Regions from separate parts of the Homo sapiens genome. Here region 2 is linked to region 1. Evidence: read pairs that join two places in POLR2A ChIA-PET (ENCODE). Cell type or tissue: B cell. All regions are shown on one strand. Links, peaks and the distances in the headings refer to the core of each region. The heading gives the core; the rest is flanking DNA. Region 1 has its middle 23 kb from the start of GPR142. Region 2 holds the start of LOC107985074 (a long non-coding RNA gene).

What was found. Peaks named below come from ENCODE experiments on the same cell type or tissue, not always from the same donor. Only the 100,000 strongest peaks of a DNase experiment are listed, where the experiment ranks them.
Region 2: POLR2A ChIA-PET joins it to region 1 with 8 read pairs; 4 of 35 experiments call an interaction of 5 or more read pairs at or near these places.

What each region holds. Positions count from the first base shown.
Region 1 is chr17:74,386,141-74,394,421 of GRCh38, reverse strand. No RefSeq gene overlaps it. Among named protein-coding and RNA genes, the nearest start is that of GPR142, 23 kb to the right of the region's middle. RefSeq lists enhancers at 1-279, 6,762-7,656. In B cell, for the core only: CTCF peaks have their summits at 3,957 and 4,161; no DNase peak of the experiment used is centred there.
Region 2 is chr17:74,517,702-74,525,982 of GRCh38, reverse strand. CD300LB (CD300 molecule like family member b) reads left to right here. Exons shown (of 4, transcript NM_174892.4): 2 at 1-235; 3 at 2,332-2,404; 4 at 3,083-4,809. The coding sequence ends at 3,245. It overlaps LOC107985074 (a long non-coding RNA gene), which reads right to left and starts at 4,952. Exons shown (of 3, transcript XR_007065902.1): 1 at 4,601-4,952. RefSeq lists an enhancer at 4,158-4,217. In B cell, for the core only: no CTCF peak of the experiment used is centred there; DNase peaks (open chromatin) are centred at 4,142 and 5,622; H3K27ac peaks cover 925 bases.

The DNA.
Region 1 (8,281 bases), core at 1,670-5,669:
GACTCAAACAAAAAGTAAATTTGCACTGGAAATTGCTGAGGCAGAGTCATCCTGGAGCTCCTTGAAGGATGGGGACTTGTAATTTTCTAACTTCCAGGGCCTCTGACCCCTGGTTGCTGGGCTTTTCCATCTGTGAGCTTCATTGAAGACCCTGGGGCCTAGTCTAGGCTCAAACACCATCCACAGTCAAAGCTCCCCTGCCTGCTCTGCTGGGGCCGGCAATCCCGAGCTGGACTTCAGAAGTGGACAGGGAGAGAGGTTTGCTGTATCTGGGACCCCATTTCAGTTCCATCCAGGTGTCCCATGCTGCTGTGTCAGAGGGAAGATGAGCCACTGCTGATCTTTACCCCAGCCCTGACCAGAGACCAACACCGTTGCGGCAGGTGGCATCCCAGGTGGTGGGCAGGCAGTGTGGGGCCACCTTCCTGAAGCCAGCTTCTCAGAGTCTCTCAATGCCACATTACCAAGCAGAGTTTTCAATAACTGTAGCTAGGGATGCTCTCCTCCCCCCAGTTCTTCAGTCTCTCTGGGGGAAAAACACAAAAAGTTGAGGTTGTCCCTGGGGCCACCACGAAATGCTTAATTGCTTTCTGAGAGAATTGTCACCTCTTTCTGCTTTCCTCCCCCTCTCCACTGCTCTTCTCTCCTCTCCTCCGACCACTGGAGGCTCTTGCTGGGGGAGCTGGGGCTGAAGACATGAGCTCCCTGACTGTGTCCCAAGGGAACCGGGAGCATGTGCTGACTCGCAGTCTGCGTCTCCAAATATATTGCTGCACCACCTTTGCTGAAAAAAAGAACCCTATGTTTTGGGGGAATAAATGTTCTTTTTGCTGTGAGCCAGGCACTCTTTGACAGCAGATGGATGATGGCCCAGGCCAGCTGAGTCAGCCAGACTTTGGAGCAAGCAGTGTGAACCAAGACAGGGATGGGAGCCAGCCGAGGAAAGTGAGGTACAGGGATATTTGAAGGTTTTCATCCTGGGAGTTTAGTCAGCACCTTGTGCAACTTGATTTACACTGGGGGCCAAAGAGGGATGTGTATTATGAAGGGTAAGCTAAAAAGCAGTCACAGATAGACTCCCAAATGTATAATAGCTCAAATACCTTAGGAATTTATTTCTTAGTCACATAACAGACCAAGACGAGCGTTCCTGATTGGTCAGTGGCTTTCCTCCACGTGGTGATTCAGGGACCCAGGCTCCTTCCATCTCAGGGCTCTCCCCTTCCCCAGGGTCTCGTTGGTACCTATATCCAGCTGGCAAAGAGGAGGGAAGTGATGGAGGAAGCACACCTGCTTCTGATGCCTTGGCTCAGAGGGGCTGCACAGCTTTTCTGCTCACATTCTACTGGTAGGAATTTGTCACGTGGACACACCCAGTTGCAAAGGCAGCTGGGAAATGTAGTCTCTGCTCTTAGTGACAATACTGTGCTATGAAAGGGGTGTGCAGATTTTGGTAGACAGCTAACCATCTCTGCCACACGTCCTAAATCAAGCCATTTAGGTCACAAGACCGGGAGAGAGAGCAAGTCATTTTGAGTTTCTGTTTTTGAGACAGGGTCTCACTCTGTCACCCAGGCGGGAGTGCAGTGGCATGATCATAGTGCACTGTAGCCTCAACTTCTTGTGCTCAAGCCACCCTTCCACCTCAGCCTCCCAAGAGCTGGGACTACAGGTGCATGCCACCAGGACCAGCTAATTTATTTTTATATTTTGTAGAGACAGGGTCTCCCTATGTTGCCCAGGTTCGTCTCAAACTCCTAGGCTCAAGCTATCCACCCGCCTTGGCATCCCAAAATGCTGGGATTACACGCACGAGCCACCGCGCCTGGCCACTCTGGGTCTTTAATTAGGGAGTCCTGCCTGAGTAACTTGCTAAAAAGGATTTTCCTTTTGCCAAGGATTGGAAGATCCAACAGCATCAGAACTGGGCAGAAATACAGGGGAAAATTAACAGAGAAGAAAACTAATAAGAAACCTGGATAATGATAATAAGAAGCTGTGCGATTCCCCTGCAATTGGTTTATCTGTACATAGTTCATGCCCAAACTTCCCAGCCTGAGCACAGAAGCTTGGGCCTCTGGCAGAAACCGTGCGAGCAAAGATGTGGACGGTTCTCTGTGGAGGAGGGGCACAGCCAGAGTGCAGGGTGAGGCTGCAATTTCAAGGCTGTGGGAGAAATCAGAAGGCCTCATTTGCCTCCTCCCCTGGGATCAACATCCATGCCCTGGAACCTTCACTGTGCAGGCACCTGTATTAGGTATTATTTCTGCATAACAAATTGCCACAAATTTAGCAGCCATTTATTTGCTCACGGTTCTGTAGGTTAGCCATCTGGGGCAGGCTTCACTGGATCTCTGCTTAGGATGTCAGGAAGCCAAAATCAAGGTGTTGGTCAGCCTGGGCTCTCATCCAGAGGCTCTAGGGAGGAATCGACTTCCAGGTTCACTTAGGTTGTTGACAGAACCCACTTCCTTGTGGTTGCAGGACTGAGGTTCCTGTTTTCTTGCTGGCCGTTGGCTGGGCGTCTCTCTGAGCTCCTTGGGGCTGTTCACAAGTCCTTTCCATGTAATGCTTCCTGCATCTTTAAAGCCAGTGAACGTGCATCCCATTCTTCTTGTGCTTAGAATCTCTCTGACTTCCCTTCTGCTATTGGAGAAACTCTCTGCTTTTAATAAGCTCGTGGGATTAGATCCAGCCCACTCAGATAACTGACCTACTTGGAGATCAACTGATTGGTAATGTTAATTACACTGCAGATCCCTTCTGCCATATAATATAATATCATCAAGGGAGTAACACACCCAGGGACAGAGATTGTGAAGCCATCTAAGAATTCTGATTCCCATAATGTCCAAAGCTGTGGGTCTGGGACCCAGAATGGCCTACATTGAAGCTAAAAAGACTTTTGCTTTCTGGCCAAAGAGTTGCCCCACTTGGTTGCACCCAACCATGGTGAGGTAATTGCTGGGCCTGGTCCCAGCTCTTCCCATATACACAGGAGATCTAGAGACAGAGAGGAAATGGCCCCTCCCCCTGAAAGCTCCTTTCTCTTGTCAAAAGACAAAATTACAACAAATTTAAAGATCTTAATTGGCTTTTACTTGGATTCTAGAATTGGGCAATATCTCACCTTACACTATAGAATGAGTGTTCGGATTGAGCTGAGCAGTAGAGGTTGGCTTTGAAAGCAGAAACAGAACAAACATCAGATTTCAAAGTTATTTTCCTTGTAAGATTAAAGCAGAGGGGACTTCCTTATCATGCTGGCTAAAACTGGCCTGTTTGGGGATCTGGCTATTATCCCTCACTCTCCTGATGTCTCAGAATGTCAGATAAACAACTTAGTGTCAGCTGGGTGACGCAGAACTTCAGCATGAATGATTCCATTTCGGTTTGGTCTGCTGGGCCTCGTGCAGGAGCTCAGCCCAAGCCAATGGCTTCCTGTACATTTCATCAAACACCCTCAGAGCCCCATGGAGACCGTACATCCTGAAGAGGGGGCTCAAGACTGTGCGGAGCACTCTGAACCCAAAAGAAATACAGCCTGGTGGCCAGTGCGGTGTCTCTCACCTGGAATCCCAGCACTTTGGGAGCCCAAGAGTTCGAGGCCAGCCTGGGCAACATAGTGAGACCCCAAGTTGCTACCAAAATTTAAAAATTCGCCAGGTGCGGGGGCGTGTGCCTGGAGTCCCAGCTATTCAGGAGGCTGAGGTGGGATGTGGAGGCTGCAGTGAGCTGTGGTCGTGTCACTGTGCTCCATCCAGCCTGGGTGACAAAGTGAGACCCTAGCTCAAAAAATAAAAATAAAAATAAAAACAGAAAGAAAGGAAGAGAAAGAAAGAAAGAGGAGGGAAGAAAATAAGGAGAAAAAGAAAAAAAACAAAAAAAAAAAAGCAAAGAAAATAAGGAGAGAAGAAAGGAAGGAAGGAAGAAAGGAAGGGGAGAAAGAAAGAAAGGAATGAAAGAAGGAAGGAAGAGAGAAGGAAAGGAAGAGAAAGAAAAAGAAAGAGGAAGGAAGGAAGAAAATGAGAGGAGAGAGAGAAAGGAAGGAAGGAGAGAAAGAAAGAAACAAAGAAAGAAAGGAATTAAGGAAGGAAGAGAGGAGGAAAGAAAGAAAGAAAAAAAGAAAAAGAAGGGAAGGAAAGAGAAAGAAGAAGGGAAGGAAAAAGAAAAAGAAGGGAAGGAAAGAAGGAAGGAAGAAAGAGAGAGGAAGGAAGGAGGTAAGGAAGGGGGAGAGGAAGAGGGAGAGAAAGAGAAAGGAAGGAAAGAAGGAAGGAAGGAAGGAACAGAGAAGGAAAGGAAGAGAGAAAGAAAGAAAAGGGAAGGAGGAAGAAAATAAGAAGAGAAGAGAGACGAAGGAAGGAGAGAAAGAAAGAAAGAAAGAAAGGAAGGAATGAAGGAAGGAAGAGAGAAGGAAAGAAAGAAGAAGGGAAGGAAAAAGTAAAAGAAGGGAAGGAAAGAAGGAAGGAAGAAAGAGAGAAAGGAAGGAAGGAGGTAAGGAAGGGGGAGAGAAAGAGAGAGAAAGAGAAAGGAAGGAAAGAAGGAAGGAAGGAAGGAAGGACGGGATAAATACAGCCTGCCTGGTCCCACTACCAGGGATCTCACCCACTAATGGCCCCAACCTGCCTCCCTGATACTCCCCCACCCTCAAACTCTGGTCTCATGCCCTGAAGACAGCCTTGGAGTTCTCCAATCTCCCACCTGCTTGCCTCCCCACTCCCCCCATACCCCCTCTTAGGGAAGGGCAGGCCTGGGCACAGTGACTTCAGGACTTGGCTCTTCCTGGGCATTCCCGGGCTCACCTCCTGGCCACCCAGATGGTGCCCAGCCCAGAGAGGCAGCTCCTGGCCTGTCCCCCGCAGATAGCCTGATATTGGGCAGGGTAGGGCAGGGCAAAGAGGAGGGGGAGGACCCTGCTCACGGGGCATCCCACAACCATCTCTCAACCTGGCCTCTTGCCTGGCTGTGGGCATCCAGATTCCTTGAGAGTCTGCCCTTAACGCGTTTCCAGGGCTTTGCTTAACGTGCTTCTAGCTCCCTTCAATGCTATTATTTGTAGCAAGGCCAAGCGGGAGCCTCCTCTCCCCTCACCCAGGCCCCTCTCCCCTACAGTTACACAAGAATGTAGGCACCTGCAGCGAAAACCACCAAAAGCGTTTTCTTAGCTGCAGGGCCTCGCCCTGGGGCCCCACTGAGCAGAACAACCATTTGCGCAGCTCCCTTCTCCTTCTGGCTCATGAGCTGATATCTCAGACTCAACCTTGGCATTCCCCTTCCTTGTCGAGTTTCAGGTCCTGGAAGATTTGAAAAGGGCCCTCCTCTTTGCAGTCAAACAACTTAATTCGAAACTCCCATGCAAAGTCAACTACTTGGTCTTGTGGCCTTTTCTTCCCTCTGGGATAGCAAGAGGCATGGCAGGACTGTCTGCAGGAACAAGGGGTGTGAGTGGTCAGAGAGCCCGGGGAGCCAAGATTCCGTGGGGCCCAGAAACTGCGGTGTCAGCTGGACAGGATTTAGCACAGCAAGGGCAGTAAGACTGGTGTGGCTGGATGTGTCTGCCCTTTCGAAGCCAAAGGAAGGTATCCGATTGACCAGAGCCTGGAGGAGAGAGCCTGGGAACTGCTGCTAGAACCTCAGAGAGGCAACAGAGGGTTCTGGACCTGGCTCCCTCTCCTCCCAGTAAGGACCATAAGCACTGTAGATGCTAGGATGAAACCAAGGTGCCTTTTGCCAAATTTGAGTTGTTACCAACCAAGCAGCTCTGTCAGGGAAGCATTTTGTCTCGCAACTCCTTCGTTTTTGCATGTTTTCATCCCATTTCCTCTAAACCTTCTGGCTTCTAAACCACTAAGGCCCCCTTTCTCCCAGGGACTCCATCTTCACATCTTCAAACCTCTACTGTTGGCTGGGTGCGGTGGCTCACGCCTGTAATCCCAGCACTTTGGGAGGCCGAGGCGGGTGGACCATGAGGTCAGGTGTTTGAGACCAGCCTGGACAACACAGTGAAACTCCTTCTCTACTAAAAATACAAAAAATTAGCCAGGGGTGGTGGCAGGTGCCTGTAATTCCAGCTACTTGGGAGGCTGAGGCAGGAGAATCGCTTGAACCTGGGAAGAGGAGGTTGCAGTGAGCTGAGATCACGTCGCGCCATTGCACTCCAGCCTGGGTGACAGTGCGAGACTCCGTTTCAAACAAAACAAAACAAAAAAACCCTCTACTGTTTTCCTCTCTCCTTCTGCTCCTGCCCAGCCCAGGTTGCATTCCTTTCCCTTTAGCTTTCAGGGCCCAAGCCTTCTGCTGGCCTCCTTTCTGGAGAAAAGAAGGAAGAGAGGAGGCTGAGGACATGAAGCTGAGACGCCTGCAGGCTGCATGCGGAGACCCTCGTGTTGCCATCTCCTGCAGCAGCAGCGCAGAGTCAGAAGGGCCACCTACTGAGGTGGGGGCGGTGAGGGGCCAACTCCCCTCCCTGGCTCATGCTCCTCCTGTATAATATTTTGTGGTTGATGGGATGGTCCCAGGCTCTGAGACTGAAGTCTTTATTGGGTTGTGACCACACCCCTTGTGGATGGCCTGGGGATTTTCAGCCCAAAGCTGAGCCAAGCCCTTGGAAAAATCAACACGCACACCTGTTTCTCACAGATAGTCTTTTTTTCTTTGTAGGTGTGGCTCTTCCATCTTGAGGTCATAGAGGAACTGAGGCAGGAGGGAGAGGGACCAGAATGCCACAGGGATCACCCAGCCAGCCCGCTCGTATAGCGGCCACTTTTCAAGAGTGATTTCTTCGGCTTCTTTCCTTCCACAGGCCCGAGAAACCACCCACACTCCCCTGATCGGCTGGAACCCAGGGGAGCCGGCCTTAATCCTGGCCTCCCTGGGGCTCAAAAGAATCTGGATCACAACAGGTAGGGTTAGATTACTTGGGCCAGCGCCTCACTTCGCAGATGTAGAAACTGGGGCTTAGGGAGGGGCCTAGGGCCATGAGGCCAGTCCGGGACATGGTGGGACAGGCAGCCTGGACACCTGGCCCCCCAGGTCCACCTGACCTCCCCAGCCACCGCTGTTTCCCTGGGGTACCGTTCTTACACCATAAATCCCTTTCACTGTGTAGCCCTATAATATGGTCAAGGGAGTAACTCTGGGGACAGGGATGGAGTCCATGGGACGGGCTTAGAATTCTGCCTTCCGTAGTGCCTGAGGCTCCTGACCCTCCCCACCTGGTTGGATCCCCAGGCGGCTCCTGGGAGGAAGTGCCCTTCCCCACCATTGACTGCCCCTCCTCTCAGTGAGATCCGACAGCCGTCCCCAGTATGTTAATTATAACAATGTAACCCCGTGGGGTGCAGGCTCCCCCGACTCTCACCCTTCCAAACCAACGCCAGGTCCCTCCTGGCCAAGCTGGCCCAGACCCACAAGTCTCTCAGCCAGTGGTTCCAGGCTCCAACCAAGGACCTGGGATTCTTGCAGGATGCCAGAGAAGAGGTGGCCAAGAGAACCCAGCGGCGTCGTTCTCATTACAGGGGCCTCCTCAGCGAAGACCCCTCACTCTCTTCTGGCTTTCCTCTCTGGTTTCCTCACTGACGTCATAAAAATTTGTATTCATTCATTCAATAAATACTTATTGAGAACATGCCCAAAGTACTGGGGTAATTAAGAGTGGGAGACAAGGAGGCAAAAATGAGTCAGCTGTGAACTTTGCCTGCGGAAGGCTGAGACCGGCAGATTCCTGTCCAGGTTCTGAAACTTACTAGTTCTGTGACCTTAGCTACGTCAGCTCACTTTTCTGATTCCCAGTTTACTTGTCTGAAAAACTAGGATGATAATCACAGATTGCTGGTGAGAGACTGACTCTACAAATGGCCAGCGGCCAGACCAGACATAAAAATAGATCTCTGACCCACAATCTGCAGCAACCAGCCCAGGAAGCCCCGCCATCCTCTACAACGACCAGCCCAGGAAGCCAGCCTGCTGTCTGCTAGCTACAAGTCATACTTGCGGAAGTCAGGCGATCAGTTCTAATGACTGGTCCAAGAAGTCAACCAATTGACTCCACTTGGCCAGGACTTGATTTGTAATCGACAGTTTCCCTAATTCTCATCCCTGCTTCCAATTTATCCCCATTTCCAAGAAAAAGCCAAATATGGGCTGGATGCAGGGGCTCACACCTATGATCCCAGCACTTTGGGAGGCTAATGCGGGTGGATCTCTTGAGCCCAGGAATTTGAGACCAGCCTGGGCAATGTAGTGAGACCCCATCTCTACAAAAAATATAAAAATTAGCCAG
Region 2 (8,281 bases), core at 2,060-6,059, 130 kb before region 1:
ATTAAGTGGTGGTGCCGAGGGGTGCGCTGGGATACATGCAAGATCCTCATTGAAACCAGAGGGTCGGAGCAAGGAGAGAAGAGTGACCGTGTGTCCATCAAGGACAATCAGAAAGACCGCACGTTCACTGTGACCATGGAGGGGCTCAGGCGAGATGACGCAGATGTTTACTGGTGTGGGATTGAAAGAAGAGGACCTGACCTTGGGACTCAAGTGAAAGTGATCGTTGACCCAGGTAAGAACTTTCTCATCTACACAAGGAGGCCCTGGAGCTCAGGGCTGGGAAAGTCAGTGCTCTTACCTGCTCCCCTCCAAGGCTGAAAGGGAATGATGGTGAGCCTAAGAGAGAGAGAGAGAGAGACAGACAGACAGACAGGCAGACAAACTGACTGGGAAGGAGGTGACAGAAACTAAGGGAGAGTGGTGGCCAGCATCGCTCTGCTATCTCAGTCCCTGAGGTCTCTCCAAGGAATCCAGGTGGGGCTTGGGATGGGGGTGGGAATGGGGACCTCAGCTTTGGTGACTGGTGGCCCAGCCCTGCTCATGACATGGCAGAGAAGGAACCTAGAGCTGCCCAGGGGGTCCTAGTATTGAGTCCCACTAACTGCACCAACCCAGAGTAGCTCTGGGTGTCTTACAACACCCTCCTCTCTAGGTCCCCAGCCACCTGCTCCGCTACTTTATCTGGCTGTGTAAGATGAGCACGGGGTAAGAAAGCCCCAGGGAGGTGCATGGGTGACAGTGGACGCTTTAAAGCAAAAGGATGGCTTCCATCACGGGCAACGTCAGGGACCACTCTGGGTGCCCTGGCTTCTCCTCCATGCCTTGGACTCTACTGATAGACTCTGGGGTCATCCTGCTGCTGTTGCTGGAGTCTGGGAAGCAGCCCCCAACCCCCACTTCCACCCGCACACCCCTACTCAGTACTTCATCAGCTCAGTGTCCACTCGGGTCCATTTGGTGGTGATGTGGAAATAGACAATGCCGGCTTTAGAACAAGCCTGTGTACTGTTGGGGTTGGGACCAAAGAGGCACATGGACACAGTGGCTGCAGCTGAGTAAAGAGGAGTCCAGAAAGGGTCAAGCAAGACTTCCCCAGGGCTGCCAAGTAGGGGAAACCCAGAATATCTATGGGGGCAGAGAGGGGATTGAGCAAGACATGCAGGCGGTACAAAGAGACAAAAAACAGTGGCCAGTGTGGAGCTTTAGGGAGAGAGATGTTCCGGAGTCTTGGGTGGGGGATCTACAGGGGTACCAGCCTGTAAAACGATCAGGGGCTCCATAGGAACTGTTGTGATTGGAATTACCTGCAGCTCAGACAGGAGCCCACCTAGTGTGGCCAAAGCCTGGGACTTTTTTGTTTTGTTTTGTTTTATTTTGTTTTGTTTGTTTTTTGAGACAGGGTTTCAGTCTGTAGCCCAGGCTGGAGTGCAGTGGGGTGAACTTGACTCACTGCAGCCTCGACCTCCTGGGCTCAATCAATCCTTCCACTTCAGCTTCCTGAGTAGCTGGGACTACAGGGGCACATGACCACGCCTGGTTCATTTTGTATTTTTTGTAGAGATGGGATTTCACCATGTTGCCCAGGCTGGTTTCAAACTCCTGGCCTCAAGCGATCTGCCTCCCTTGGTCTTCCAAAGTGCTGGGATTACAGGCGTGAACCACCGTGCCTGGACAGCCTGGGACCTTTGAGAAAAATTTGCTGGGGCCGAGGACTGAAATAAAAGATCACTGTTGGGTCATGGATACTCAGTGCTGGGCTGGGCTCAGGGCCCCCCTGACCAGACTGCCCCCAACAAATTGCCTATATGGTTGCTCCTAAAAATGTTCCGTTTCTCATAGTCGATGTTCTCTAGTTAACTGGAGTGTGCCCTTTTCTTCATGAGCCTTCTGGAGTCCCCTTTCCCTTTTTCTGGACTACCCCAATTTCTGGACAGCCCATTTCCAGAATCTTCTCTCCTTAAGCCCTGCTCAGGCACCACTCCAGTGGAAAAGACCAGAAATTTATTTCCCCATCCAATAGTCCCACTTGCAGGATAGGTGGAAAGAAAGTATGAAAAAACCTCTCTCTCCCAGAATAAACTACAGTGTTTACTCCTGTTTAATTTTTAATTTTTCTTGCCACATCTGAACATGATGAGGAAAAATGTCTGTGTGTTGAGATTGAAGTGACTCAGTAGAAGCATGAGGGGCTGTAGCAGGAGAGAAAAATCCTCCTACTCCAGGGAAAAGGGTCTTCTGGTGAGGGCTGGCAGGGTCGCGTGGCTTTGTGACCCATGCATGAGCTCCCAACTGTGCTAATAACCCATGGCTGACTTTGCCTGTGTCTAGAGGGAGCGGCTTCCACAACAGCAAGCTCACCTACCAACAGCAATATGGCAGTGTTCATCGGCTCCCACAAGAGGTGAGTCATGTGGTTCTTTCTCCTGCCCCTACCTGGGGTCCCTCCTAAGGGGAAGCCAAGCCTGGGAACTCCTGCCTGTCACCAAATGCCAGCACCTGTTCTAGCCAGAGTCAAGGCCCCAAGCCCACCCTCCATCTCTCTCCTGCCCCCATCACTGCAATCCACCATCTCCCCACTCTAGCTCTCACCAGAAAACCGCTCTGCAGAACTCTTCTCAGTGAGCATCATTCTCCCAGTCAATCAGTCAACCTTGCATTGGTGGCCTAATGGGTGCCAGGGGGAGATAAGATACCACCCTCTGTGGTGCAAGACATCAAGGGACACAGAACAGGAAGGGTGATTTACCAGCCTGGAGCTAGCATTAGCAGGAACAGAGGCAGGAAACACAACCTGTATTTGGTGACCTCTGGCGCTTCTGTTGAGCTGAGATGTACTTTGGGCAAAGAGGGTCCCAGAAGGTGATGTTAGAAAGGAAGATGGGCCCCGTGCAAAACCAGCCAAGGTGACTGTTGGAGGACCCCTTGAGGTTGAACCAAGGAGGAGGTTTACAGGAATCTTCAGAGTGGGGCTGCCCGGCCCAGGGTCACAGGCTTTGGCTGGTGGCTCACAGGGTCAGGGGATGGGAGTGACATGGCCTGGGGATGCCCAGGGCTCTGACCACTGCATCCCCTTCCCCAGGAACCACTACATGCTCCTGGTATTTGTGAAGGTGCCCATCTTGCTCATCTTGGTCACTGCCATCCTCTGGTTGAAGGGGTCTCAGAGGGTCCCTGAGGAGCCAGGGGAACAGCCTATCTACATGAACTTCTCCGAACCTCTGACTAAAGACATGGCCACTTAGAGAGATGGATCTGCAGAGCCTTCCTGCCCTGGCCACGTTTCCAGAAGAGACTCGGGCTGTGGAAGGAACATCTACGAGTCCTCGGGATGCAGTGACTGAGATAGGGGCCCTGGGCCTCCGCCCTGGCCTTGGAGCTGGTGGGCACCTCCCTGTTCTGCACAGCTCAGGGACTTAGCCAGGTCCTCTCCTGAGCCACCATCACCTCCTGGGGTGCCAGCACCTGTTCTCTTGGTCAGGAGCTGTAGAGATGGAGCTCAAGCACTGGACGACTCTGTCCCCACTGCTGGAATAACTCGGGCACAGAGCATGGGACCAAAGTACAGAAAGAGGTTGGGGGAGACCCCCCCAGCCCTAGACTTCCATCATTCCGGAGACCAACTCAACACCGTCTTTGCCTGAGAACCTGATATATCCGTGTTTTTAAATTTTTTTTTTTCTAGCAAAGTTGGGTTTTAATGACTTATGTTCATAGGAAACCTCTCTGATCCCACACACAAGGAGGGTGATTCTGGGATGAGTTCCTGGTTCTAGGGCATGAGGGGCTGGATGGACCCTGTCCCCAGGGAGGACATGGCTCTGAGTCCACAGGGCTGAGGAGGCAATGGGAACCTCCCTGGCCCGGCCCGGTGCTTGTCCTCCCCCTCCCACCTCTTCCTCCTCCTAGCTCCCCAAGCTCCCTGCCTATTCCCCCACCTCCGAGGGGCTGCAGCTTGGGAGCCTCCTCAGCATGACAGCTTGGGTCTCCTCCCCAAAAGAGCCTGTCAGGCCTCAAGAACCACCTCCAGGTGGGGAGGGCAGTAACGAAAACCATCGCAGGAAATGGCACCCTCCCTTTTCGGTGATGTTGAAATCATGTTACTAATGAAAACTGTCCTAGGGAAGTGGTTCTGTCTCCTCACAGGCTTCACCCACGGCGATGAGGCCCTTGAATGTGGTCACTTTGTGCTGTATGGTTGAGGGACCCTCACACCAAAGGGACCTTCCCATGTGAGATGTGCTCCCGCCCCCACCTGCCCACAAGCAAACACACCACACATGTTCGGCATGTTGCCCTTTGAACACCCATGAGGACGCCTCCAACCTGCTCTTGGTTCTAATAGGGAGTACTGACTGTCAGCAGTGGATAAAGGAGAGGGGACCCTCTGGTCCCTAGCATGGCACCCAGAGCCTCCCCTCTTCTTGTCCTTCAGCCAAAGAGAAACTTTCTCTGACTTTGAACTGAATTTAGGTCTCTGGCCAATGATGGGCCTGAAAATTCCATAATGGCCAGAGAGGAGAGTTCGAGCCCGGCTAAGATCCCCTGAGTCATTCTGTGAGGGACCAAGACCCACAGTCCACCAGCCCCAGGGCCCTACCTCCTGGAATGCTTTCCTGGATCCAGCTTCCCGAAGATCCGACCAGACCCAGGGAGGACGGCACCGCTCCGCGGGAGGGAAAGCCAAAGCATGGTGCTTCACCAGCTGGACTCAGGGGCGAGGGGACATGGGCGCTTGTCAACGTGATGTCATTCTTTTCCCACCGTTTCTTCCTGTTGATATTCAATGAATCCGTCAATCTCTCTGGAGCTAGTGTGGCTGGGTTGTTATTCTCGTGGCTCTGTTAAGGAGAATCCACTGGAGTAAAGTAGGCATCTATTGTCTGTCTGCCCAACTACCACCCACCGCGCACGCCCTTACACCACCACCCCTTGTACACATCTCTAGGAATACCCCTTGGGGTTCCAACACAAGCTGACAAGCAAGGCTTGCCTAATACGCCCATTCTCTGGGGTAGGGAGAAAGACGGAAGTCAATAAATGAGTCACTAGTGCTGGCATTGCATTTTCCAGCAAATATGTTTCCATTGGGAGCTTGGAGCCAAAGCCGTCATGCCCTTAAATAGCCACAGACCATGAGGATTCGGCATATGCTGATTTTCACACTTAATGGAACCAAAAGTTAGTGAGGCCGGGCATGGTGGCTCCCGCCTGTAATCCCAGACCTTTGGGAGGCTGAGGCAGGTGGATCACCTGAGGTCAGGAGTTCAAGACCAGCCTGGCCAACATGGCAAAACTGCTGTCTCTACTAAAAATACAGCAATTAGCTGGGTGTGGTGGTGTACACCTGTAGTCCCAGCTACTCAGGAGGCTGAGGCAGGAGGATCACTTGAACCCGGGAAGTGGAGGTTGCAGTGAGACGAGATGGTGCCATTGCACTTCAGCCTGGGTGACAGAGGACAGAGCGAAACTCTGTCTCAAAAAAAAAAAAAAAGTTAGTGGGCAGGTGTGGATCTTGCTCTTTTAAGAAAAAAGCACAGCTTTTCCTTCCCCATGAGGCCCTTCCCACAGGCCTTTACTTCTGAACAACTGCATAGCCACAGAGGAAGTTCAGAGCCGAGGGCAGCTGGCTAGGGGCAGTAAAGAGATAGCAGCGGGAAGGGCCCTCACCAGAGAGGCAGACATGGGTTCCTTCTTCTTCCCCTTTTTAAAAATTGTGGTAAAAAATGAACAAACAAAAAACACCTAACATGAAATCTGCCCTCTTAACAAACTCTTAGGTGTGTGGTAAAATATGATTAATTATATGCACATTGTTGTACAGCAGAGTTCTAGAACTTTCTCACCTTGCATGACTAAATCATGCCCATTGAGTAGCAACTCTCCCTCCCACTCCTCCACCAGCCCCCGGCTGCCACTATTTTACTTTTTGCTTCTATGAGTGTGACTAGTTTAGTTACCTCATGTAACCAGAACCATGCAGCCTTTAACCTGTGACTGTCTTATTTTAGTTAGCATAATGTCCTCAAGATGCATCCATGTTGTTGAATACGGCAGGATTTCCTTCTTTGTTAAGGCTGAATAAAATTATATTCCATTGTAAGATAAAGAATACGTGGCACATATACATAATGGAATACTGTTTAGATGTAAGAAAGAACAAAATTCGACTGGGCGCGGTGGCTCACGCCTGTAATCCCAGCACTTTGGGAGGCCGAGGCAGGCGGATCACGAGATCAAGAGATCAAGACCATCCTGGCCAACATGGTGAAACCCTGTCTCTACTAAAAATGCAAAAATTAGCTGGGCCTGTTAGTGTGTGCCTGTAGTCCCAGCTACTCAGGAGGCTGAGGCAGGAGAATCGCTTGAACCCAGGAGGTGGAGGTTGCAGTGAGCCAAGATCCTGCCACTGCACTTCAGCCTGGCGACAGAGCAAGACACCGTTTAAAAAAAAAAAAAAGAACAAAATTCTATCATTTGTGGCAACATGGATGAGCTTGGAGGACGTTATGTGAATGAAATAAGTCAGGCCCAGAAAGAGAAATACTGCATGTTCTCAAGTTGATCTCAAGACATAGAGAATAGAACAGTGGTTATTAGAGGTGGGGCAGTGTGTTGGGGGTTAGGGGATAGCCAGAGATTTGTTAACAGATACAAAAGTACAGCTGCATAGGCAGAATAAATCCTCGTGTGCTATAGCACTAGGGGATGTCTATAATTGTCAACAACTTATTGTATATTTTCAAATAGCTAGAAGAGTAGATTTTGAATGTTTCCAACACAAAAGTGAGGTGATGGATATGCTGATTACCCTTATTTGATCATTACACATTATATACATGTATCAAAATATCACAATGTGCCCCATAAATGTCTGATTATGTGTCAATTAAAAATAGTAATAATTTTTAAAAGAAAATAAATAGAAGAAAAAACTGTGTTCTCAGCCTACTTTCAAGCACACTATAAAATATTTTGTTCTCATCCCCCACTAAAATATTATTCCATTGTGTATTAGCCTGTTTTCACACTGCCGATAAACACATACCCAAGACTGGGCAATTTACAAAAGAAAGAGGTTTATTGGACTTACAGTTCCACATGGCTGGGGAGGCCTTACAATCATGGTGGAAGGCAAGGAGGAGCAAGTCACATCTTACATGGATGGCAGCAGGCAAAGAGAGAGAGCTTCTGCAGGGAGACTCCCGTTTATAAAACCATCAGATCTCATGAGACCCATTCACTACCACCAGAACAGCACGGGGAAGCCCTGCCCTCATGATTCAGTCATCTCCCACCAGGTCCCTCCTACAACATGTGGGAATTATGGGAGCTACACGATGAGATTTGGGTGGGGACACAGAGCCAAACCGCATCACATTGTATGTACATATCACACTTTCTTTATCCATTCATCCATTGATGGACGTTTAGGCTGTTTCCATCTCTTGGTTATTGTGAATAATGCTGCTTCCAATGAACATAGGCATGCAGATAGCACTTTGCAATCCTGTTTTCAGTTTTTCTGGATAAATACCCAGAAGTGGGACTTCTGGATCATATGATAGTTCTATTTTTAATTTTTTGAGTAACCTCAATACTATTTCCCATAATAGCAGCTACACCATTTTACCTCCCCACCAATAGTGCACAAGGGTTCTAGTGTCTCCACATTCTCACCAGCATTTGTTGTTTTCTGTTGTTTTATACATGTTGTTTCTATACATATATATATACACATTCTCACCAGCATTTGTTGTTTCTGTTGTTTTATACATGTTTTTATACACACATATATACACACACACAATGGCTATTCTAACAGGTGTGAAGTGATATCCCATTGTGGTTTTGATTTGCATTTTCCTGATAATGAGTGGTGTTGAGCATCTTTTCATGTATTTATTGGCTATTTGTAGATTTCTTCTGGAGAAATGTCAAGTCCTTTGCCCATTTAATCGGGCCTTTTTTTTTTTTATTGTTTTAGGAGTTCTGTCTATATTTGGGATATAATTCCTTATCAGATATGTAATTTGCAAATATTTTATCCCATTGTGTGAGTTGCCTTTTTACTCTGTTGATATTGTCATTTGGTGCACAAATTTTGAAATTTTAGCCAGACATGGTGGTTTGCACCTGTAATCCTGGCTACTCAGGAGGCAGAGGTGAGAGGATCACTTGGACTCAGGAGTTTGAGGCTGTGGTGCGCCATGATCATGCCAGTAAATAGCCACTGCATTTCAGCCTGGGCAGCATAGCAAAACCCCCATCTCTTAAAAAA